Regions from separate parts of the Mus musculus genome. Here regions 1 and 3 are each linked to region 2. A link is a loop called in an ENCODE intact Hi-C map of the cell type or tissue named here. Cell type or tissue: heart. All regions are shown on one strand.

What was found. Hi-C counts contacts between places; a loop is a spot of excess contacts. Peaks named below come from ENCODE experiments on the same cell type or tissue, not always from the same donor. Only the 100,000 strongest peaks of a DNase experiment are listed, where the experiment ranks them.
Region 1: a loop joins it to region 2, with 4 times the contacts of the local background. A loop is called at or near these places in 9 of 42 quality-filtered maps.
Region 3: it touches region 2 in a loop (2.5-fold over the local background); 4 of 42 quality-filtered maps call a loop at or near these places.

Annotation. Positions count from the first base shown.
Region 1 is chr11:121,416,072-121,424,071 of GRCm38, reverse strand. It overlaps Fn3krp (fructosamine 3 kinase related protein), which reads right to left and starts at 2,699. Exons shown (of 6, transcript NM_181420.3): 1 at 2,469-2,699. The coding sequence starts at 2,609. In heart, a CTCF peak has its summit at 3,082; a DNase peak (open chromatin) is centred at 2,731; H3K4me3 peaks cover 1,872 bases; H3K27ac peaks cover 1,328 bases.
Region 2 is chr11:121,349,206-121,357,205 of GRCm38, reverse strand. It overlaps Wdr45b (WD repeat domain 45B), which reads left to right and starts at 2,759. Exons shown (of 10, transcript NM_025793.3): 1 at 2,759-2,979; 2 at 7,900-7,974. The coding sequence starts at 2,913. It overlaps Rab40b (Rab40B, member RAS oncogene family), which reads left to right. Exons shown (of 6, transcript NM_139147.3): 6 at 1-1,085. The coding sequence ends at 169. In heart, a CTCF peak has its summit at 3,353 (motif pointing right); a DNase peak (open chromatin) is centred at 2,735; H3K4me3 peaks cover 2,593 bases; H3K27ac peaks cover 2,116 bases.
Region 3 is chr11:121,447,220-121,455,219 of GRCm38, reverse strand. It overlaps Fn3k (fructosamine 3 kinase), which reads right to left. Exons shown (of 6, transcript NM_022014.4): 5 at 6,216-6,338; 6 at 4,730-5,108. The coding sequence ends at 4,770. Tbcd (tubulin-specific chaperone d) reads right to left here and starts at 3,229. Exons shown (of 39, transcript NM_029878.4): 1 at 2,992-3,229; 2 at 1,539-1,589. The coding sequence starts at 3,175. In heart, a CTCF peak has its summit at 3,192; a DNase peak (open chromatin) is centred at 3,259; H3K4me3 peaks cover 1,889 bases; H3K27ac peaks cover 1,176 bases; H3K27me3 peaks cover 260 bases.

The sequences.
Region 1 (8,000 bases), 67 kb before region 2:
GAACATACCAAAATGTAATCACCCTTCCTACTGAATAGCTCTGCCAGGGCAATTCTAGGTACACTCCTAGTTGCTACCACTGTGACCTCAGGCAAGTTACTTAAGCTTTCTTTGCTTCAGTTTGCTCACCTATAGAATGGGAGAACCTACATTTCTGAGGTAGCAGCTAACAGCCCATTCTAAACATGCTACAAATGTTGCAACTACTCACTAAGAAAACCAAAGTTTCTGAGAAGGAAGATAGGAACTATGTCCTGACAGAACTTTCACAGCAATCTCTTTAGAATATGAAGGAGAAGCTGGACTTTTGCCCAAGGTGCTGGTGAAAGAGACTACATTAATGGCAGCACGAGAAAAAGAAATGTTTTAAAAGGAACTGTGTAGCCATCAAGAAGAACTGCTCCTTCACAGTAGTAGTTTACTGTTTATGTGGTTGGAAGATTCCAGCTAAGAAAGTAGCTACTCATAAATAGACCTATGGGAAAATTAAGCTTCAGTTGGACCATTGTGAGAAAAAAAATCTGGAAACAACTTAAAAATGAGATAAAATCAATTACATAAGTTTAAAAAGTCTAATAAGAAAAGTCAACCAGGTAGATTCTAGCGAGGCATAAGAAAGCACATAAAAGAGAAGTCGGGTAGTCTTAGAGTCTCTCTTACCTCAGAGAAAGTAGAGCAAGGAAGAGTCATGTTTCTAACACAAAGTTATAATTACAATTGGCAGATGTTCATCTTATGGACAGTATTCCAGCACAATTCATGCTATGTATCCCAGCGCAAGCAAGAAAAAAGGCCAAATGGAAAAGGAAGACTGAAAAATTGAAAATAGACTTTGAATGGGAGATAACCCAGCAGTGGGGCTGGATATGGTTTAGTGGTTAAAAGTGCATACTGCTCTTGCAGAGGTTCCGAGTTCAATTCCTACCCCCCACATCAGGTAGGTCATAACCACCTGTGATTCCCACTTCAGGAGGCTCTGATGTCTCTGGTCTCCACGGGCACCACACACACATCCTACACCACATATACACACATACGTATTGTCTTTAAAACTGAATAAATAAATAAATCTTTTAAAAAAGAACTCGGCAGTTCATGCTGGCTAACATATGGAATCCTACCACTTGAGAGGCTGAGGATTCCATAGTAAGTTCCAGACTAGCCTGGGCTACATACAGATGGAAACTGCCTCAAAACAAGCAAACCCCACTTCCTGCGAGAGAGAATGTAAACTCGAAGGAAGTAGGCACATCTCTGTCAGTTCAAGGCCATTCTGGGCTACGTAGTGAGATCCTGTTTCAAGAAATTAAACAATAACCAAAAAGAAAAAAGACAAGAAAAAGAAAAAGAGAGAAAAGAGCCTGAACTCAACTCCAAACAACAGAAAACACACACACACACACCACTAGTTTGAAGATGCAGCTCAGTGGTATGTATCATACTTGCTTAGGATGTGCATGGCTCTGGGTTCAACCTGTCATCACAAAGAAAAAACAAATCAAAGTGGAAATACTGAGGGCTGTAGAGAAAGGCTACTATATAAAAACAAGCAAAACCAGAACAGAGAGGCCCAGCTGTAGAACATGCAGGAGACCACGAAGACTGTGGCTGAGGGCAAACTGATGGCTGAAGACAGGGGTTGAGGCAAGTCCTGAGAAAATAAGGGTATTCCAAAGGTTAACACACATGGGAGAGGCAGGTTCCTTTCTTGAAAGAAAAATGACCACAAATGCAAAAAGCTAGGCTCGTGGCTAGAACCTGCAATCCCAGCACTCCAAGAGACAGAAACAAAAGGGTTGAGTTTGGAAGTCAGCCTTAGTGACAGAAACCAACTCTAACGTGGAGGGTGTGTAGGGCTTAACAAGAAGATAAACACCTTCAGTTTCGTCTTTAAAAAAACTTTGCCAAGTTCTACAGAAGCCATCCACGTCCCTTCCAAACAAAACCTGGAGTGAACAGCTTAAAATGACAAAGGGACAGCAGCAACCAGGAACACAACTGAAGCCTTGGGGCTCTCACCCTATCTTCCATTGGGCGCTTCAGAAAAAGTTCACTCTCAAACAGAACGTGGTGGGATGAGTGTGTTATTTTGATCCTTTAAGATCTTTGATCTGAGTTTTGAAATAAGCTCCAGATAAACACGAGTACTCTGGCGTTTCTCAAAACTAACCAGCCAGACGTGAAGGCTTTCTCAAAGAAGCGGGCATAGCAATCTCTGAATACCACGCGCTGCACCTGCATAGCCACCGTTGCCTTAGCGGGCACAGCGGGCAAGGGCAGGGAAGCCGGAGGCCAAAGGGAAATCGCCGGGCTGTGGACAGCGGGCAGAGACTGTCGCTGAAGACTGAGTCTCTAGCGCTACCCAACCCGGGTCAGCTCAGGATCTCACACACCCCGGACCCAAACCACCGCCCCATTTTAGCCTCGGGTCAACGAGCCCGACCCTCACCCAGCGCCGGTGGCCCTACCTCTGCCTTGGAGTTCACTTTCACAAACACTCGTCCTTTGTCCGTGTCATAACTCTGGCCCTGGCTAATGCACCCGCCTCCCGAGTGACCCGTAGCTTTGACCGAGCTGCAGCCCAGCTCCCGCTTAAGCAGGGTCTCCATGAGAGCAGTTCCCCAGCCGACCCAGTTCAGGCCTGGAGCAGAAGCGGGTACAGGGGCGGGGCGGGGTAGACACAGACCAGTGACGGGATTGGGTGACAAGAAGGAAGGGGCGGGGAAACCTTTGGGAGGGGCGTGGCCTGACTGGTTAGGATTGGTTGAGAGGCAGAGAGACCGCTGCCAAGTTTTCTCTGGCTGCTGGAGCGCAGGAGCCGGGTGGTAAGTGGGTGGAGCGCCCAGCCTCCCCGCTCTGGTGTGCTGAACTCTCTCAATTCAAACCTGTTTAAAACAATTCCCAGACAGCTGTGTAGAAGGACGGAGGTTGCTCCCTCCGCTCCGGGTTCTGTCTGAAACCGCCAGCGAGGTGAAGCTGAGCCCTTAGGGTTTTGCAGAGGATGACGCATCCTTTCTCAGGGATGTGCTGGCCGCGAGACCATTTCCCTGGCCAGGAGGCCTGCCCTCCTGTGGGAGGTATGGAGGTCCTTGTGCCTACAAGTTAAGCACTAGTAGAACCAGGAATGTAACGCAGAGTTGTTCCTTCGAAGGAAAGGATGCATAGCCTGTGAGCAGATGTAGTTGCCCAGGACCTTTGTACTAATCTGTGTGCTGGACCACACGGGATCCTCTCCCAAACCCTTCTCATGAGTTTGTCAATCTACAGAACCGATCTTTAAGATGTTGATCCCACTGGTCAAGAATAAGACCACATAAATTAAATTAAATTTCATGTAAGCTTTAATACTTTAAGTACTGCCCACGTGGATGTACTTTGGTCAGATCCTTGCCCAGGTTCCCAGGGAAATGGCCCCAGTCAGATTTTGCAGGGGCTTAAAAAAGCAAAAAACACAATTCAGCGCATTTCCAGTCAGGTCCAATCAGTGGCAAGCATACATTCTGACGTATTTCCTACTCATATACCTCCCTTCCACGTGTGAGCAAGCAGATCTGGTATAGATGGGCCAAATAAACTTGTTTAAAGAAGTGAAAACTCGTGACTTGTTATTTTCCATAAATAATAGCCTTTAGCATTTCAAGAAGTATCTGTCCTTGGGCAAGGAGCTTACAGGTCAGATGCATTTTTTTTTTTCATGGATCGCTTAGGCATAGTAATTAAAACTTAAAACATAACTTTGGCTTTCACAATGTCACATGTACGTCACAAAGAGTTTCAACATACTCACACCTTAAGTTTTATTTTGCACACAAGATTGAGTTGATCACCAGGAAATTTTTCACTAAATTGTGCTGCGACTAAAATATGCCTAAATAAACTACACTGGGTCAGACTTGAAGTTTGAACCAACGCCAGTCACCTAGTCTTATTAAACAGAACTGCCACTACCGGGCAGTGGTGACACTTGCCTTTAATCCCAGCACTTGGGAGACAGAGGCAGGTGGATTTCTGAGTTCAAAGCCAGCCTGGTCTACAGAGTGAGTTCCAGGACACCAGGGCTACACAGAGAAACCCTGTCTCAAAAACAAACAAACAAAACAAAACAAAACAAAACCCAGAACTGACTTCTTGCCTCTGCCTGTCTATCCTTATTCTGCTAGCTGTAATGGTTATAAAGACCCTCTCCAGCCCTCCCTGTCCCAAACGTAGAGTAAAAGGACCAGAGACAAAGGGAAAAACACCTTGACCCTGACTTGACTCCAAGCCAAATCCAGGGCCAAGAAACAGAAACACCAATCCCTGAACATGAAATCACGCCAATCTCTAAACTTGCCCCAAGTTTAGGCCACAAAAATTTCACCAATCTCCAGGACAATCTGGAAAGCTCCCCACCTTCACCCCAAGAAACCCCTCACAAAGCCTGTGTTCTGCTCTGCTCCCTGCTGCTTCTCATCCAAGCAGAGGCAGCCACCCTCCTGGGTTTTCCCTCCCAATAAATATCTCGTATGAGGTTTGTTGTGCAGTGTGATTTTGTGGAGCAGAGCTGTAACACTTGTCTTGAGGAAATTTTCCCCCACTGGAGCAGAGCTACAACATTTTTGCTGGAGAAACGTTCCCCTGCAGGAGCAAAGTTATAACTTATACCCTGGATGCTCACCCTCCAGCACTCAGCTCAGCTGTCCTCTCAGTCTGTCCGAGCTTCCAGGTCTGTGACAATGATCTGCAGTGCAGGACTCAGACTGTTTAAGTGTGTAAGTCCTAAACTGGAGGGGCATGCTGCTTCCAATACAGGAGTTTTGTATTATATGAGATTAACAGATTAGCTTGTGTCTCAGCCAGAACTGTGTTCAGTTCCAACACAGGTTAAAAATCTGTCTTGCTCAGAGGAAAAAACCCAGCAGGATGCATGTATAAAGAGACTTAAGAAACTGCAAATCTGGAATCAGTAGGATCTGCTGGCAGGCTGGAGATAAAGAGATGTTGTCTGAGTCACGGTCCTCCTCCCACAAAATTCCTTCTCGTGGATGGTTGATTTGTTCTGTTGAGACCTCTAGCTGGCCTACACTGTGGAGGGAAATGTGCCTACTCCAGACCCATTGGCTTAAATATTAACAGGATACAAACATACATAATTTTTTTGTGTTTTGATTATGGACTGGGATGCAATAGGGAAGATTAAAATTGAGATAAGGTTTCACTATATAGCCCAGGCTAGCCTCAGAGTCAGGGAAATCCTGCCTCAGCCTACCAAGTCCTGGGATGATAGATGATAGCCCCTAACAGAAAAATGCTTAACCAATTGTGGTGGCTTGAGTAGGTTTGGCCCCCATAGACTCATGTGTTTAAATGCTTGGGCAGTGACACTATTAGGAGATGTGGCCTTGTTGGAGGAGGTGTGTCACTGTGTGTGAGGTCTCTATGCACAAGCCCCACCCAGTGTGGGATTTCAGTCTCCTCCTGGCAGCCTTTGGATCAAGATGTACTACTCTGAGCTTCTCCAACACCTTGTCTGCCTACATGCTGCCATGCTTCCCACTATCATGATAAAGGACTAAACCTCTGAAACTGCAAGCCAGCCACAACTAAATAATAATGTAATAATATGTAAGAGTTGCCTCGGTCATAGTGTCTCTTCACAGCAATAAAACCCCAAGACCCCAAATACCTGTGTCCAATCAAGTGGGACACAGTTGACCACCATGTTCCCTGATGTTTCCCAGCGAATAGCACAACAGAAAGTGGACATTCAATAAGAATGTGCTAAAATGAGCGAATGAATGAAAGCTTGAAAGCTTAAAGGAATAAAAGCAACTGAAGAAAGCATGCAGATTGTTTAACCTCACCTTCTGCTGAGAACATCTAGAAATAAATGCTGGTTGAAATCGTTAAAAACACATCCCACCAAAAAGCTGACAGGACAGAGAGGAATGTAGGCTTAGTATCTGGGTGATAGAAGCCCAGAGTAAAAAGTAAAAATTCAAAAACTGTTCTTGCCATGGGGACAAGAGCTGGTTTTAGGGAGTTGGAGAGATGGCTCAGCAGTTAAGAGCACTTGGCTGTTGTTCCAGAAGACCTGGTTTTACTCCTAGCACGTACGTGACAACTCACCTACAAACAACTGTCTGTAACTCTACTTCCAAGGGATTTAACACTTGGCTTGTGGAGGCATCAGGCACGATCGTAGTTCACATATATGTAGGCAAATCATTCATACTAATAAAATGATTTTAAGAGTTTAAATCTAGGTTTTGTTGTATTTTATTTTTAGTAACCATAGATCTAAGTAACAGTATGGGACCAGATGGGTTCAAGGTGACCATGTAGTGGAAGAACAACTTTCCAATAAATCTAGGACACTGAAAGGCTACCTGAGCTTCAAGAAGGTGAAATGCCATCCTGAACCCAGCACCTGTGAAGCTTTGTCCTTGAATAAAATGGTGATGGCGTTGGTAGAAGTCATTATTATCTGCCCTTGGTTAGATTTGCAACACAAACTCATATTACTTAATTATTTTTTTAAATCACAAGTTTTACTTTTAATTTTAGGCAATTAGTGTTCTGAGAGAAGGAAACACTAGATCTCATGGAAATCCTTTACATAACTCAAGGACAACGAAGTCAAAAGTGATGGGGTGACTGCACACAGTAAATCCATTCCTTTAGTCTCAGTGTTTAAGACCTGAAACAGGGGGGTTGCAGTAAAATGAAGGCCAGCTTAAGCCAACACAAAGGCCAGCTTAAGCCAACCCAATTGTTTTTTGTTTTTTGTTTTTTAATTTTATGTGTATGGGTGTCTTATCTGCATGTGTGTCTATATACCATGTGCATGGCTGGAGCTCACAAAGGCCAGAAGGTGTTAGGCTCTTCTGGAACTGGAGTTACAGACAGTTGTTAGCCTCCATGAGGGTGATAGGAAATGAACCTGGGTCCTCTAGAAGAGCAGCCAGTGCTTTTTTTTTTTTTTTTAAAGATTTATTTATTATTATACATAAGTTCACTGTAGCTGACTTCAGACACACCAGAAGAGGGCATCAGATCTCATTATGGGTGGTTGTGAGCCACAATGTGATTGCTGGGATTTGAACTCAGGACCCTTCGGGAGAGCAGTTAGTGCCCTTACTTGCTGAGCCATCTCACCAGCCCTGCAGTCAGTGCTCTTAATCACTGAGCCATTTCTCCACCATGCCTCAAAGTGCATTCTTTTTTTGTTTGTTTTTACTGTGTTCTTTTTTTAAAGATTTATTTATTATTATATGTAAATACACTGTAGCTGTCTTCAGACACACCAGAGGAGGGCATCAGATCTCATTACATATGGTTGTGAGCCACCATGTGGTTGCTAGGATTTGAACTCAGTTCCTTCGGAAAAGCAGTGTTCTTAACCACTGAGCCATCTCTCCAGCCCCCACAAAGTTCATTCTTAAATGTCACACGAGGGTTGAAAAACCATTTTCACAAGACTGCCTTGCCCAAGAGCTGTAGACTGAATGCTTTATGTTCCCTCAGAATTCACAGATAGAGTCACCAATCCCAGCATAACGAACTTGGGGACAGTGACTTAAAGGATGTAATTAATATTAAATGAGCTCATGGGGTGGGACCATAATCCAAGAGGATTACCAAGTGACTCCATAAATAGAGACTCCAGAAAAAGCCATGGCCAGACATAGCAGGCAGGCAGTTCTCTACAGACCAGAAACATGAGATCCCTTGGCAACCTAACTCTTCTGTCTCTCTGATCTCAGACAGTCACTCTCAAGATGTGTGAAGATTAACTTTCTGTTGTTAGAACCTGGCAGTAGAATGGCACCCCTAGTCAACTAACACACCAAAGAAGCAACAGGAGGTCACAGATAATGACAGGTGCTGGCATTACTACGTGCATAACAAGACAGTTATTCCTTTAATGTTAAAAAAGGAAAAATCAGGAGCTTAAGAGATTGCGATTAAGAGTACTTGCTGTGGGCCTATCAGAGAATCCAGGTTCAATTCCCAATTCT
Region 2 (8,000 bases):
GTCTTTCTCGATGGCCAGTGGCCTGAACACCAGGATGATGCATGGCCGCTCCTACTCCCTCACTGCCAACTCCAGCCACAAGAGGAACAGCTTCCGGAAAGTCAGGACCATCCGCCCACCCCAGAGCCCGCCCAGGAACTGTGCCAGGAACAGCTGCAAAATTTCTTAGAGGCTGGAATTGGTGGCAGTGGCCTGTAATCTCAGCTACTCAAGAGGCTGAGGCAGGAGGATCACAAGCTCAAGGCCCATCTAAGCTACAGAGTGAGTTCAAGGCCAGCGTGGGCAATTTTGAGACTCCACCTCAAAATTAAAAAGTGAGCTGGCTCTCTGGGAGAGTCTGAAGACAGAGACCTTTCCAGACTCGAGGAACATGTTCTGCATTTATTAACGGTAACGATGCTGCTTCCTTTGGAATGCCACTGCCGTGGTAGGAATGCCCAGTGCGCTGTGACTGACACTTTTGTGTGGATGTGCATGAAGCTCTTGTTCTAGACTTGTGTGTGCAAAGGGAAAAAAATTAGTATTCTTCTCTACTCTTGATAATATGAAATTATGGATGTGACTTTTTATCATGATTGTTGTGCAACTTTTTCTGTAACTGCTTTTATATGGCTGATAAAATGTGTGTAGTGAATACATGTTCAAGGAAATTTCAGAAGCAATGATAATCAGATAATCTAGCATTACTGATACTACAAGAGGGGCCTTTTGTAAACATTTTAATGTCAAAGCCCCAACTTATAAAAAATGCTGCAGTTTCACAGGTTGTGTACAACAGGTCTGTCCCATTTGGGTAGGACATGGATTTGATAAAGTTTTTGCTATGTTGTTTACTACATTTTGAGATTAATAAGTAATCTATATTCATATTTTTCTGTAAACCTACATATTTTGTACAAAGTATCCTACAAGTTCTGAAACTATGGGAAGAAAATGCCAAAGATATCTCCAATTATGTTGAACAAAGCCAGCATTGTTTCAACAGATTAGCAAGGAGAGAGGTATTTCAGTAAAGGAGAAGTAAAAACAGTTATTTAAGGACTATGTTTCTCAATAAAGTGGATACTTGCTCCTCTCTTGACAGAGTCGTGGTATCTCTTTCTAGATCCAGGTACAGCACAGCTCTCTTCTGCACTTGTCTCCTTGCCTGTTTCATGATGTTTACCCCAAAGCTTAGTTTTGTCCTATGTCATCTTTGGAAAGGATTTCTTCCCAGAGAAGAAATGCAGAGAAAACACGTAGTGCTGTATGTCATGACGAATGCCTAGTATCCCGGTTCTTGGGAGCTTGAAGCAATATTACTGTGATACTTTGACCAACTTGGAGCTACATCGTGAGTTCCAGGGTTAGAGAATGAGACCTTGTCTCAACAAGATAAAGTGGAAGTACTGAAAGAAACACGCTCTCATGTGGCTCCTGGTAAGTGTCAGAGGTTTGTTAGAGCTGTGGCCAGACATTTCCCTAGAGATGAAGCCCTTGTCACTCCTTGCCAACAAAAAAACAAAAACCAAAAACCAAAACAAAGCCACCACAACATTCTGGCGTTATAAAGGCTCAAGTATAGGTCTCTCTTCTGGTCCTGCTGCTTAGGAAGCTAGACCCTATGAGAGATTAAACAACAGGAAAACTGAAATAAGATAAAGCTTGGATACCCTAAGTTTTTATTAGTGATTTACAATGTCTTAACATTTTTTGAGTCTCCAGATACATAATAACAATGTCCTTAGAGAAGCAGGAGTGTAGCCATCTGAGCCACTGAAGGCCTGAAGCTGGGGTCATCCAGCCCTGTGGAGATGAGGTGAATAGATATCCAGAGAGGCAGGTGAGTGTGTAAGCCAGTGAAACCCGAAGGAACAAGGCCTCCTTGACAGTGGCCAACTATCAAGACATCCTGCCAGGACCTTCACAGCCACCTTATTGTTGTGCAAATGTTCTCACAGATGGTGAGACCGTTTAGGGCTTGAACATTCATGCCTCAGCTGCCCTTTCTTAGGTTCATAACTAGAGAGATGAAAGGACAGTCCCTGAAGTGGTTTCCCCTCCCCTCTTCAGTGCTGATGGGATGAATGGTGGGCTGTGTGGGACTAGGGTCCTTCTGCTTAAGCTTCTTGAATCCTAAGACGCTACAAGTCTTCATTTGGGGGAAAGGATGGTAAACAGGTAAGGGGAGAAGCCAGTGAGGAGAGAGGGAACCAGAGAATGAATTGTAGTAGAGAGGAGAAAGCACCAGCTTCCAGAGCCATCCCAGACCCCTGTAAACAGAGCACCCCAAACAACAGTCGCGAGGTCTGGGGATCTTTTCTGTGAGGTTATGTCCTATTATGTCTCTTTGGAAATTTGTGTCTGTGAGAGGACGTGTCAGATGGTTGGGAAAGCTCGGGAAGAAATAGGGGATAGTCTGTCTGTGTTTGTCTCTCGGGGAAAATGCAGGTACCATTACACGAAGGCTGCTTCTGGTCGAACACGATGTGTATCGTGGGAACGCGGTGAGGGTTTCAGGAGACTGTGTTGTGGGCAGGAGCGTTGGCGCAGTCTCTTCTCTGCCCTGTCCTTGGTCCCATCAGTCCTGCCCTGCTTGTGTGAGTGCGGGGCACCCAGCTCTCTCCGCAGCTTCCCCTCGGCTGCGTCCTGCCCCGCCCCTTATGGACGCGCCCGGCGAGCCCTCGCCACCTACTTCCCGCCACCTACTTCCCTGCAGTGGACGCGTCTGTCCCTCGGCGCTTGCTGGTTGCGCGCACGCGCGCCCACAGATCCGCGCGCACTGATGACGCAGCACTGACGACACACGCACGACGCAAGTCCCCAGGACCCTGGCTTCCGGCCGCGGCGGCCCTAGCGCCGCGCGACCGGAGAGATCGCCTGGTTGCGAGCGGTATGCGGTGCTGAGGAGCCACAGTCCCTACGACGGCGCCATGAACCTCCTGCCGTGTAACCCTCACGGCAACGGGCTGCTGTACGCCGGCTTCAACCAGGACCACGGTGAGACCCCGGGCCCAGCTCCGTGGTAACACCCCAGCCCTTCCGGGAGACCCCGACCCAACGCTACCGCGACCGCAGGGCCCCGGAGCTGTCGCGAGCGTCCCCCGGACCCTAACCGGAGACTCGGTCGCGCCCTGAGAGCTCAGACTCTGGCGGCTCTTTCAGGAAATCTCCGAACCGCTCTGTAGGGAGGACCCCCCCCCCCCGCGGTCCTTTCCAGCCCGGGCACCCATAGCGGGGAGAAACACCCACCCCACCCCACCCCTCCGCGCGCTGCCGCCGCCCGGGTCGGCGGGCAGTGCCACTTTTTTACCGGGTACCTAAGAACCCGCAGGCTTACTGCTGGGCGTCAGGGTCTCCAGCGCTTACGTTGCCAGCGGGTGGCGTAGCGGGACCTGCCCGTCGCGGGGCGGCAGTTTGTCGTGGTTCTTGCGGCTGGCACCTTCGTGGAGTGTAGGTTCTTCGCCTTGATGTCTTAGCTGTACGCCTCTCCCTCCCCTCTGGTATTTTCTTCTGTTCTGTAGGATGAAAGGACTTACATGATTTGCGTTCCCGTGACTGCCTCTTGCCTCTTGAGTTTGGGGTCTTGGAGAAGGTATTCTTGCTTCCAAGATAATGGGCGGGAACCCCTCTTAGTGGGGATTATATCCCCGAGACGCTTTTTCTGCGTAACCCTCACTGTCCTGGAACTCACTCTGTTGACCCTGTCTCTGCCTCCCGGGGTGCTGAGATTAAAGGAGTGTGCCACTATGTCAGCTAACTTCCCTTTTCTAAATCTCCTCAAGGGAAAAGGGTAAAGGCTGATACTCTGGGCTTCTAAGAGTTATAACATCTTAGCTTTCCGTATGTAAAATTTCGAGGTGCTGTAGCAAATGTATGACTTACTGTCTTGGAAAGTGAACTTAACTTGATTTTTGTTATTGTTGGGACTGGATCTTGCTCTCCTGTTCAAGCTTATCTTAAGCTGTGCTCCAGGAATCTTCCCTTCACAGTCCCTGGAGCAAGTGGGATTGCATGCTCACTCTATTGCCCCTGGCTAAGAAGATGAGTTTTTTTGATTTTTATGTTTATTTTTATTTTTGAGACAATTGGCACTGTGTATCTCTGGCTGTCCTGGAACTCCCTAAACCTCCTTAAAAATGTTCACCACCTGGCTGTTTTTATTTTTGAGGTGGGGATCTTACTATTACAGACTATAGTTAGGTAGTGCTTTAAGTAGGTAGTGCTATTGTGCATCCCATTTGCATATATTCTCTTAGAGTCCATGTGCTAGGCATTTGAAGAAGTTTGAGGGATGCGTTCACTATAATCAGAACCTGTAGGATAGCTATAAGCTATAACATTTCCAAGGTAAACCAAGGTAAGAGGGAGAGAATGTGCATAGCCCATTACAAGTGTGGAAAGCCTTCCTTTAGATCGGACAGAGATAGGCAAAAGTATTATTGTCCTGTGGAAGCACAGACAGTTCTGGGAAGAGAGCAGTTAGACTCCAGTGTGGTGGCCTTGAGCAGTACGGGATTCCAGGCCTGGTTGCAGTGTTAGGGTTGGTCCCATTGTGGAACTGTGAAGGAGCAAGCGCATGTAGCATCAGCACGTGGGGGCTGAGAGGCTCATGGACATCATATGAGTTCCAGGACAGTTAGGGCTACACAGAGAAACTCTGTCTTGTAAAACCAGAGGGAGAGAGAGGAGAGAGAGAGAGATTAGCTTTTATCCAGGTGTGGTGGCACATACCTTTAGTCCTAGCATGTGGGGAGGCAGAAGCAAGCAGATCTCTTTTGAGTTTGAAGCTAGCCATGTCTACAGAATAAGTTCCAAGACAGCCAGAGCTACATAGAGAAATCCTGTTTCCAAAAAGAAAGAGAGACAGACAGACAGACAGACAGAGAAAAAGAAAATAGCTCTTGAGCTAGCAAATTGTCTAAGTTACTTTTCTGTGTGATGAGACACCATGACCCAAGTCAACTTATACAGGAGTTCATTGTGAACTTAGAGTTTCAGAGGGTTAGGGTCCATGACCGTGATGTCAACGGGGAAGCAGGCATGTCACTGCAGCAGTGGCCGAGAGCTTACACCTGTTCCACAAGCAAGAAACAGAGACTGAGACTGGGAATGGTGTGAACTTTTTGGAGCCTCAAAGCATGCTCCAAGCGACACACCTTTTCTATCAAGACCGTATCTCTTAATCTTTCCTAAATAGTTTCTTCAACTAGGCAACAGGTATTCAAAACCATGAGCTGATTGGGGCCATTCTAACTCAGACATTCACAGGAATGTAGCCCAGTTTATGGAGCTTTCATGAGGTCATATAGGTTTGGGCTCCAGTACTTCCCTTAACTGGAGTGGTGATATAGTCCTGTAATCTCAGCCTTGGGGAAGTGGAGGCAAGAGGATCCAGAGTTCAAGGTCATCGTGGACTACATGAAGCCCTGTTTCAACGAGACAGACTTTAATGCAGTTTCTGGCTGCAGTTAAGCCTTATAGTATGAACTCGCATCAAACAGTTGAGTCAGTCACAATTTGGTTTTGTATATACTGATTTCTAGATTTGATTGTTTTTGTTTTTTGAGACAGGGTTTCTCTGTAGCTCTGGCTGTCCTAGAACTCAATCTGTAGACCAGGATTTCCTCAAACTCACAAAGATCCTCCTGCCTCTGCCTTCCAAGTGCTAGGATTAAAGGCATGTGCCACCACTGACTGGCTGCCATTGGTGTTAAAACACCTATTAAAAATTGAGTTTAGAAATCACTTTGTGTGTGTGCGCGCGTGTCCTTATATATGATAATGTATGTATAGGTACATATGCAAGCACAATCATGTTAAGGCCAGAGGTGGGCAGTGGGTGTCTTCCTGTACCACTTGACCTCTTGAGACAGGGTCTCTCACTGTACCTGAAACTTGCTCTTTCAGTTAATCAATCTGGCTAGTGAGTTTCTGAGGCTTCTGGAATGCCCTTATCTCTGCCCTCAATGATGGGGTTTTAGGTACATGGGACTGTATTGGTTTTAATGTCGGTGCAGGGGATATGAGCTGAGTTTCTCAAGCCTGCCCAGAAGCACTCTTACTATTGATACCTCTCTAGCCTCAGAAATCACTGTTAAGTACCTTTGCAAGGACTGGAGAGAGGACTTAGTTGTTCAGAGCACTTGCTGCTCTTTCAGAGAATGGGGTTTTGGTTCCCAGCACCTGTGTCAGGTAGTTTACAACCCTCTGAAACTCCGTTTCCAGGGGATCTGATGCCCTCGTCCAGCTGCTCCAGGCACTGCATGCACATGATGTATATACAGACAGACACACAGACACATTAAAACATTTTTTTTGCCTATGTAATTTTAAATTGTTGAAATTACTTTACTTTTGAGGTATCTCTCCAGACTCATTTTTGGGTTTTGTTTTAGTATTTTCAATGAGGATTTTTGTTTAGGTTTGGTTTTTTGGATTGGTTAGTTTGGTGGTAAATCGTTTTCACCAATGTATAGTGTTTCTTTGTCAGGATGTGTCACAATTAGCTGTTTTACCATTTGTGGGGTTCCCCTCTTCTCCCATGACTATAGTGGTCCCTGCAGCACTTACTAGACCATGTGTTTGGTGAGCGTGTGTTCAGTTTCTGAGGTGCTTGTTGTATTCCTTCCTTTTTGCCTCCCACTGAGGAGTTCTCAGGTCCACACCCCAGTGCGCTTTATGTTTCTATGATTTTGACTGCTGTGCAGTAGGACTTACTGTGCTGTTGTGTGTGTCTGTTTTCTTGGTTCTGTAAATTACTGGACATCTAGATGTCCACATTCTCTTCTGTTCTCACTTTTTCCTCCTTTCTTCTATTTCCTTTTTCATCTTCCTGGGCTATATGACCCAGTAACATAAAGAGGATATTATAAGCTAGCACAATTTGATTACCTAGCACTTGAGAGTTTCAGATTCTGGGCTGGATAAATTACGTTTTAGAGCACAAGAGTTGATTTAAAAATTAGTCTCCAGTTCACAACTAACTGTCAAAGTCTTTGGATCTCTAACTGTTGTTTTATAAGTGACTGGAAATACAAAAATCTGGCTGTAGAGTTGAAGAGATGGAGCAGAGCCTTTGTGTTCCTTTAAACCCATTATACAGCTGCTGTAAGGAACCAAACTTTGTAAACATTGAACTGAAACAAAACGAAAAATGCAGGATTTGGTTTTTCTACTCTTAGCCAAAGCTTGTTATGAACAGAAGTTGGGCATTGTATTTGAAGTAATTAATGTAGGTTTATGTCTCTATGATTATAAAAACCACCATATCATCTTGAAAGCTGGGTGATTTTTGGACCTTGACAGTCTGAGTATGTGATTGGGGACAGTGACTGGGATGTCTAAGTCAGTCACTGCTTGTGACCAGGACAGAAGTTTGAGGAATCTGAGCAATTCGTGGGATGAGTTGGATGTGTTTTTCCCGTTTGGGAGAGTGAGAATGTATACAATCTGGGCATAGATGTAGAGCAGAGCGGCAGAAGGGAGCCTCAGATGGACGACCTTTCCATCCTTTAACCCAGAGTGAAGTCACGGGAGGGACTTCATGACTGCCTTCCAGGAGATCACTCTGGAGGTGGGGAAGAGCAGCCTTGTGTCTCCTTCCACAGTTTAGAGCCCATGACCCCTGTGCTTTCTCCCAGAATACTGCATGTCCCTAACTAAGCTGTGTCCACAATGACCAGGACTGTGCGTTTATTGTGAGCCTCTATACATGAACTTTGTCACTGCCTCTTCAGGACCCATTATACTTGACACAATTCTCAAGCCGAAAAGGGGAGTCTGGTGAGAGTCTGTCATTAGTGTGAAGTAGGTAATATGTGCAGTGTTTAAGCAGAACCTGTGATAGGAGCTTCCCTGGATCCCTTTTGCTGGCAGCAGTGTGGGGATTGACATGTTCTTTCATATTTCTTGCTTTAGGGTGTTTTGCATGTGGAATGGAAAATGGATTCCGAGTCTATAATACCGATCCACTCAAAGAAAAAGAGAAACAAGGTAAGGGAATGGTGGTCATCTCCTGG
Region 3 (8,000 bases), 98 kb before region 2:
ACAGAGCTTACACAGAGACTGTGAGGTTACAACAATGATTAAAACAGTTGGGTCCTCCCAGAAAAAAAAAAGGAAAAAAAAGAAAGAAGAAAAAAAGGGGAAAAAAAAAAAGCTCAGAACAAGACTAAAAAAATTACCAAGAGTACTTGAAGCCAGCCTGGGCTACCTAGCAAGACCCTACCTCAAAAAGAAAAAAACAAGCCAGGAGTTGTGGTTCACGCCTGTAATCCCAGCACTCGGGAGGTTGAGGCTGGAGAACTTCCATAAATTCAAGGTCAGCCAGGGCTACATTGCAAGACTCTTTCTCAAAACAAAAAAGAGAAAAGCCAAACAAAAATGTAATTAATATGAAATAGGTTCAAATATAACAACAGCAATGAAAAGCAAACAAAAGTCACTCTCTGCTGCTAAAATTTCTTCCTAGAGGTAAATGTAAGCACCCTAGGATTAGCTAAGAAGATTAAAAATAGATTAATACTGCTCAGTTGCTGTGCCTTAAAGCTGGTAAATAAATAAAATAGTTCTGTCTCAGTTTGAGAGCCAGCTGGGTTAAGAGAAAAATGTCAACACACTTATAAAAATGACACTAACATAGATGGGATTCTCCCCCCCCCTAATCTTGTCTGATATATATACACATATACATACACACACACACACACACACACACACACACGGAGGAGTGGGGGGTAGGGAGGCTCAATCTTCCTAATGCTGTGACCCTTAATGCAATTCCTCAAGTTGTGGTTATGCCTCCCCCATAAAATTATTTCGTGGCCACTTCATAACTCTGATTTTACTACTATTATAAATCATAACATAAATATCTGATATGCAGGATATCTCATGTGACCCCTATGGGGGTTACAACCTACAGATTGAAACCAAGAATCTAGGCTGTTCCCAAGGCCACCTGCAATTAGGGCACAGTTGCATACAACAGGTAGTAGAGAGCCGTGGGTACTCAGGTGAGGGTCTGTGATCCTTCTTGCCTCCATGTGATGGAATGTAAATAGTCAACAAGTCCAACTGGGATAATCAGGGCACACAGCTGAGCTCCACAGATGGTAGCTGTTCAGCTTGGAGGATAGTCCTGCACAACACTCTTGTACTAATGTCCTGATAACAACCTTAGTGTCTCTCTACATAATGGAGATGACAGATGACCTCATCAACTGCTGTGCAGGTAAAATGGGACCTTTATAAAGCATATGACCCTGCAAAACAATTACCAGGAAGATAACAGCTATTCACACATAACTGACTAAAACACATATAAGAAAAGATGTGTTCTTTCAATAGGAACAAGCAGAAAGTAGCTTAGACACACCTGCACACAATCAAGATCGGTATCTGAACTCGAAGCTATTCATTATCACAGGTCTATAAAACCATCCAGCAGACAAAAAAAAAAAAAAAAAAAGACAGAGCTCTAGGGACATTTCATCTGACACCTTCTGCTGATAGCACACAGGTGCCAGCTATACACATAAGCCTTCCCGATCATCTGATATTGAACCACCAAAATCTATGCTTACCAAGGTGTGGATCCAGGAGGTGGGGCTGCTCCTGGTATTTGTCCATAATTACTAAAAGGAAAATAACATGAAAATCAAATCAGGTGAGCCTTGGAAATTCACGTCTCTCAGTAACTCTAATGGAACAGCTAGGGTCTTCCTAGTCCTTGTAACGCCCAGGGACACACCTGGCTTCTTGCTGACAGATGCTCACAGCTGCCCAACATCTGTCAGGCTCTTGAGGACCAGTGTGACCACACCTCCTGCTCTTCTTTTGCTCTGCACATCTTGCCCTCCGATCTCTTCTCACACATATGCTGGTGCTCCAACTCTCTACAACTCCACCTTCCCCTGCTAGTCAGACCCTCTTCACTTCTTGAGCCCTCCCCTGCCTAGCACGATGCCTTTCATTTCCAACAATGTTCAAACCAATAACTGTACAACCTCCCCAACCCTGGTCACCTGCTTTCCAACCCCTACCAGCAAATTAATGTTTCTACCCAATCCAATGGTTTCTCTGCCTCTGCAGTTCTCACCTGCCACTTCAGACAAAGCCCACCACTCTGTCTTACCCAAAAACTAGAGCCCCATCCAAAAAAAAAAAAAAAAAAAAAAAGACATTATGGAGAGAATGTTTTTAGCTAAGGAATACACAAAGATGATTTTGTTCAAGTACAAAACTCTAATTATCAAAGGGCTCATTTGGACATTGTCTTTGTTTTCTGTTGCTGTGATGAAACTGGCCAAAAATCAACTTGAGGAAGAAAGGGTTTATTTGGCTTTCACAGCCCATCACTGAGAAAAGTGTAGGGATGAATCAAAGCAAATAGAAGCAGAAACTACGGAGGAGTCTTGCGTGCTTGCTCCTAGGCTCAAGTTCAGCTGTCTTTCTTATACAGCTCAGAGCCACAGGCCAGGGATGGTACATCTCACGGTGGGCTGGGCCGTCCTTTATCAATTAGTAATTAAAGAAATATCGCAAAGACATGCCCACAAGCCAATCTGGTGGTGGCAATTACTCACTTGAGATTTCTTCCGAGGTATGTCTAGGTTTGTGTAAGGTTGACAAAAACTATGACGGACAGTATCCATTACAAACGACTGTAAAGGCCTACCTAAACTTGGGGGATTTAGAACCACCAAAGGAATCTAATGGCACTGTCCACTCTCCTGCTCTGCCTGGAACGGAGATCCCAGATAAACGTGGAGCTCTGAGTTTGCAGAATCCTGGCCTCATAGCGCAGCCCCATAGGAGCGCCGTGCCAGACCGCTCCTCTTTGCTTGCCATGAGCGCTCTCGTAGGAGGCAGGTTCATCCAACAATTCTGCTGGTTCCCTCCCTATCCACAGAGAGGTCTCAAGCATGCTTTGCTCAGTTCCTGGACATGGCAGGGAAGGCAGGAGGTATGGCTCCCCAGGTCCCTTCCTCCCAGATGCAAGGACCTCAAGATAGAGACTCGGGGCCCCGCCCGCACCGCGGAACCGCTCCTCCGCCACCTCCCGGGACGCGCGCTCTCTGTGCACCGCCGGCAAGCTGCGGAGCAGCGCGCGGGTCTCCGCACTCTCGCCGAACGCTTCCAGGGCGGAGGCGCGAACAAGCGCATCATCCTCCACCTCCTCCTCGGCGGCGCTCGCAGCCGGCTCATTGCTCAGTACCATCCTGCCAGCAGCTTCCGTAAGAACCCTACCGGCAACCGGGAAGAAAAGAGATACAGCACGAGAACTGCCAGCCCCGCCCTGAGACCTTCGACCCCCAACTACGGGGCGCGCAAGCCAACAAAACAGCTCACGCGAAGTCGGCTCAGCGCGCAAAATGATGCTTGCGTGAGTGAAGGGAAGCACCAGAAAAACTAAGCCTCCAATGTCTACAGCCTCAACAGGGAGTGGGTGGAGCCCAAAAGAGGTGGGGCTAAGGAGGGTGTGGCCGGAGCAGTGGGCCGGTACGATCTTTACAGGGAATGAACTCTAGTGTTGGAAGCCTTCTGGAGCTTGAGTGTGTGTAAGGTTAAGGAAATAACTGGGTTTGAAATTGGGGGCAGGAACATGGAAGGTTTTGAGCTAGTGTGGACAGCGCAGGAAAGCTGAACTAGTAGAAAGAGCCAGAATAGGACGGGTGGTGTATGAACGCAGGGGAGGAATGGGTTTTGAGTGTGGGGGCAAGAATGGGGCAATGATGTCTGAGCACCTGCAGGAGTGGGGCGCGGGGGGGTGCTTTAAGGGTGTAGGAGACAATGGGGTATTGCTCCAGGATGAAGGCTTTTGCCGTGACCTCAAACAGCACCATCATGACCACCCAAAGCAGTCCTGAGAAAAGACGTGAGCTATACGCTGCTGGCCCTGCATTCACCAGAACAGACCTCACTGGGAAGTAGAAGACTGGAGTGGTTAGATAGTTTAGTGTGCAAAGTCTCCTTCACTAAGCCTCGGGAGTTGAATGTGTAACAGTAGGCCCCCAAACCTTAGCACATCCTACTCCATGATTAAAGTGCCATTCAGGCTGTAAAACTCATTCGACAGCACCCACGGGGCAAACTAAAAAACAAAGACTTGATCCTTCAAAGTCCGTAGGTCCTGAAAAGTTTCTGAATGTGCTAACTTTGCTTTTTGGCTTCTCTAGTTCTACTTCTCGCTCACTATTGTTGATAACTGAAGTATGTCAACCTAGAACATATTTGTGTGTGTGTGTGTGTGTGTGTGTGTGTGTGTGTGTGTGGTTAAAAGTTCATGAGAAGGATCACTGTTTTGCTGGGATCCAGAATACCCAGGGTAGTCACTGGCCTGCTAATAAAGACTTTCTATTGGCTTAAATATAGATCCTAGCAGTCTTCTCAGATATGTTGTGGGGTAACAAGTTTGGTCCTCACATAGTGGAAGAAGAAGAGAACCACAAGTTGTACTCTGACCTATACACACATATTTCAGCACATGAGTACGCAAAATAAAATCTAAAAAAATAGAAAACAGTGAGGTGCTAGAGAGTGTCTGGCAGTGATTGTAACTGAAGGACCGGAGCCAAACGGGCTAGCATGGTGGCTTCCTTCCCTATTCGCCTGCGGTACCTGGGGCTTCAGCCGCTGAGGTGGGAGCTTGCCCGCAACAGTGCTGCTGTGGTGTCAGCCTGAGCTACATACGGAGCTCCCTGGAAACTGCTGCGCTGCCATAACCTCAGCCTCTGGATGAATGCGTTGTAGGCCGACTCAAAAGTAGCCCAGTTAGGGATCTAGTTTGACATTTTATTAGGTCCAGCCCTCTGCTACCTGAGCAGCTTCCTCATCACCCCCAGGGACGGGCTTCTGTACTCCCGTCCAAAGTGGTTCCAGTGGTTTAGGTAGTTAAAGAGCTGGTACAGCAGCAGGCGCTTGTCGAACCCTGGAGCCTTTGGGATCTTCCGATGGTAGGCAGTGAAGAAGGATCTGGGGAACCCCCCAAACATCGATGCAATGGCCAGTTCAAACTCAGAATGGCCATAGAAGGAGGCTGGATCATAAATTACGGGTCCCTGGTCATCCTCAGCCACATTTCCAGACCAGAGGTCTCCATGGAGCAGGGCAGGGACAATCTCTATACCCGCAAACAGATCCGGGATCTTCACCTAGAAGAGAAATTATTACATGGGACTCGAAGACCCAGGGGCCCATTATCCAGTGCTTGGAAATAAAGCAGAGAGCCATGGAGGCATCCAGAGGCCAACCGAATAATCTACCAGGCCCAGGGAAGAAGCCCACCTGACTCCTGACTGTAACGTTGTCTAGCACTCTGGCCACTACCAAATGAGTCCAAAAGCTTTAGAGAAAACCTCAGAGTTGTTTGGGCTTTATGCTGTAGAATATGTAGTTTGGTACCTACCCTCTAAATGGTATTTTTATGTTATTACACATATGTACCTGCATCTCTTCTATTAAATAACAAATCTTTGATGCATGTTCACCCTAGACCAGGGTCTCCAACCTTGCTAATGCTTTGACCCTTCAATACAGCTCCTCATGCTCTGGTGGTCTCCAACCATAAAATTATTTTGCTGCTGCTTCATAACTGTAATTTTGGTACTGTTATGAATTGTAATGTAAATATCTGATATGCAGAAGATCTGATATTTGTCTCCTGTGAAGGGGTCTCTTGACCTCCCCACCACCAAGGGACCACAACACACAGGTTGAGAAACACTACCCTAGACTGATAGATGAATTGTGTTTCTAATATTTTGGAGTTCTGTTTTGAAACAAGTGATGCAAGAACACACACCTTCATTAAGGGTGACACACTGGGGTCTTTGGCAGAGGGACAAAAAATGAGGACAAGAGTGGACAAGTGAGAGTCAGGCAGTGGTGGCACACGCCTTTAATCCCAGCACTTGGGAGGCTGAGGCAGGCAGATTTCTGAATTCGAGGCCAGCCTGGTCTACAGAGTGAGTTCCAGGACAGCCAGGGCTATACAGAGAAACCCTGTCTTGAAAAGCAAAACAAAACAAAACAAAAAAGAGTGGACAAGTGAAATGATTGAAGACCTCAAGCAGGGATCTGTCCCATCCTCCCCCCTCCACCTACAGGATAAGAAGGTGGTGGCTGAAATACCCACAACTTGACCAGCCCTCTCTACCATCATTTTTTCCTATTCTGACTCAGTCCTAAGAGGCCCCCACATGCATATTATGGGCTCCTAAGGGACAGCCTCTTCCCAGAGAAATAAACGTTGTGCTCACCTGTAGCCTTGACCACAGCTCTTGTGTCTCTCGGTCAGCATAGTCCTTTTCAATGAGATCCAACTGAGCTTGGAGCCGGTGTCGAGTGAAGAAGGTCGGCCAGTCCTCCTGCCATTCATTCACCTGAGCAACAAGAGGAGAGGCCACGACATTCGTGGCCCCAGGACAGCTTTAGTGACCACCAAGAACACAGCAAACTGTAGTGAACCAACTGAAAATACAAGTGGAATCATGAAGCAGTTTACCCAAAAGAAGAGACACCATGACCAAAGCATTTAATAGGGGGCTTGCTTACACAGTCAGAACTTTTGTCCTTCATGTTTGCGGTGGGGAACCTGGTGGGATGCGGTGCTGGAGAGGAAGCTGAGAGCTACATCCTGATCCACAGGGCAAGAGAGAGAGAGAGAGAGAGAGAGAGAGAGAGAGAGAGAGAGAGAGAGAGGCAGACTGAACCTGGCATGGGCTTTTGAAACTTCAAACTCCTAATCTTTTCAAACAATTCATTCCCTAAGCACAGTGACTAAGCATTCAAATACTGAGCCTGCAGCAGCCATCCTTATTCAAACCACTACAAGTGATTAAAGGGACCAAAAAAAAAAAAAGTAAAACAAATAACAAATATTAAGGTGGCAGAACCAAACCCAAACCCAATAAACACAAAGGGCAAAGGGTCAGAAACAAATGCTATAGTTAAATGACAGAGATTGGGCTAGAACTACCTCAGGGGTGGAGTGCTTGCCTAGTCTGTATGAGTCCCAAGTTCAATACACACATACACACACACAAGGGGTGGGGGACAGAGACAGACAGAGAGTCAAAGACAGAGATAAACAGATTGGAACAACAAAGCAAGACCCAGCTATAGGCTGGAGAGATGGCTCACCAATTAAGAGTACCTGCTGCTCTTGAAAAAGATCTGGTATAGGTCCTAGCACAAACACAGTAGCTCACAATCATTGGTAACTTTAGTTCCTGGGGCTCCAATGCCCTTTTCTGGCCTTTGTGAGCACTGCATGCACATCACACACACACACACACACACACACACACACACACACATGCAAATAAACACTCATACACATAAAATTTTTAAACCTTTTTAAAAAGTAAGTTATGTTCACATAAATCAGTTATACACAAAAACAGAAATACACTAAAAGGATAGAGAATGTATACATCTGCTCACAATAGTCAAAGGACAAATATAAAAAGAAAAATGAGCAGAAATTTATGCCAGACAACACTTACAGCAGAGCAAAGACTACCATCAATACAAAGGAAATTGTTTCATACTGGAAATATGATCAAGTAATAAACAGAATCTGCTAGTCCTGGTGGGAGGGGATACATTGTTGTTATTGTTGTTTAGAGTTTTAGCTTGTATCCCAGCCTGACTTTGAACTCCTGCCTCTGACTCAAGATGCAAGGATTACAGGTATGGGACACCATCCTCTGTGATACTCTTATAACTCTGTTATAAATTCTTATAACTCTGCAACAGAGCTTCAAATACACAAAAATAAGACTGCTGGAACTGTACAGAGAAATAGATGAAGCTTCACTTACAGCCTGATAAGGTCTTAATTATGTCTTCATCCTAAAATTTATGTGTTGAAGGTGACTGTTTTCAGAAATAAGGCTTTCAGCATTTGGGAGGCTGAGGCAGGGGTGGAGGATTTGAATTCAAGGTCAGTCTGGACATAATGCCTTAGGAAGAAATTAGGGTTAAATGGCATAAATGTGAGGTCAAAATAGTCAGGACTAGAAGCCCTATAAGAAGACGAA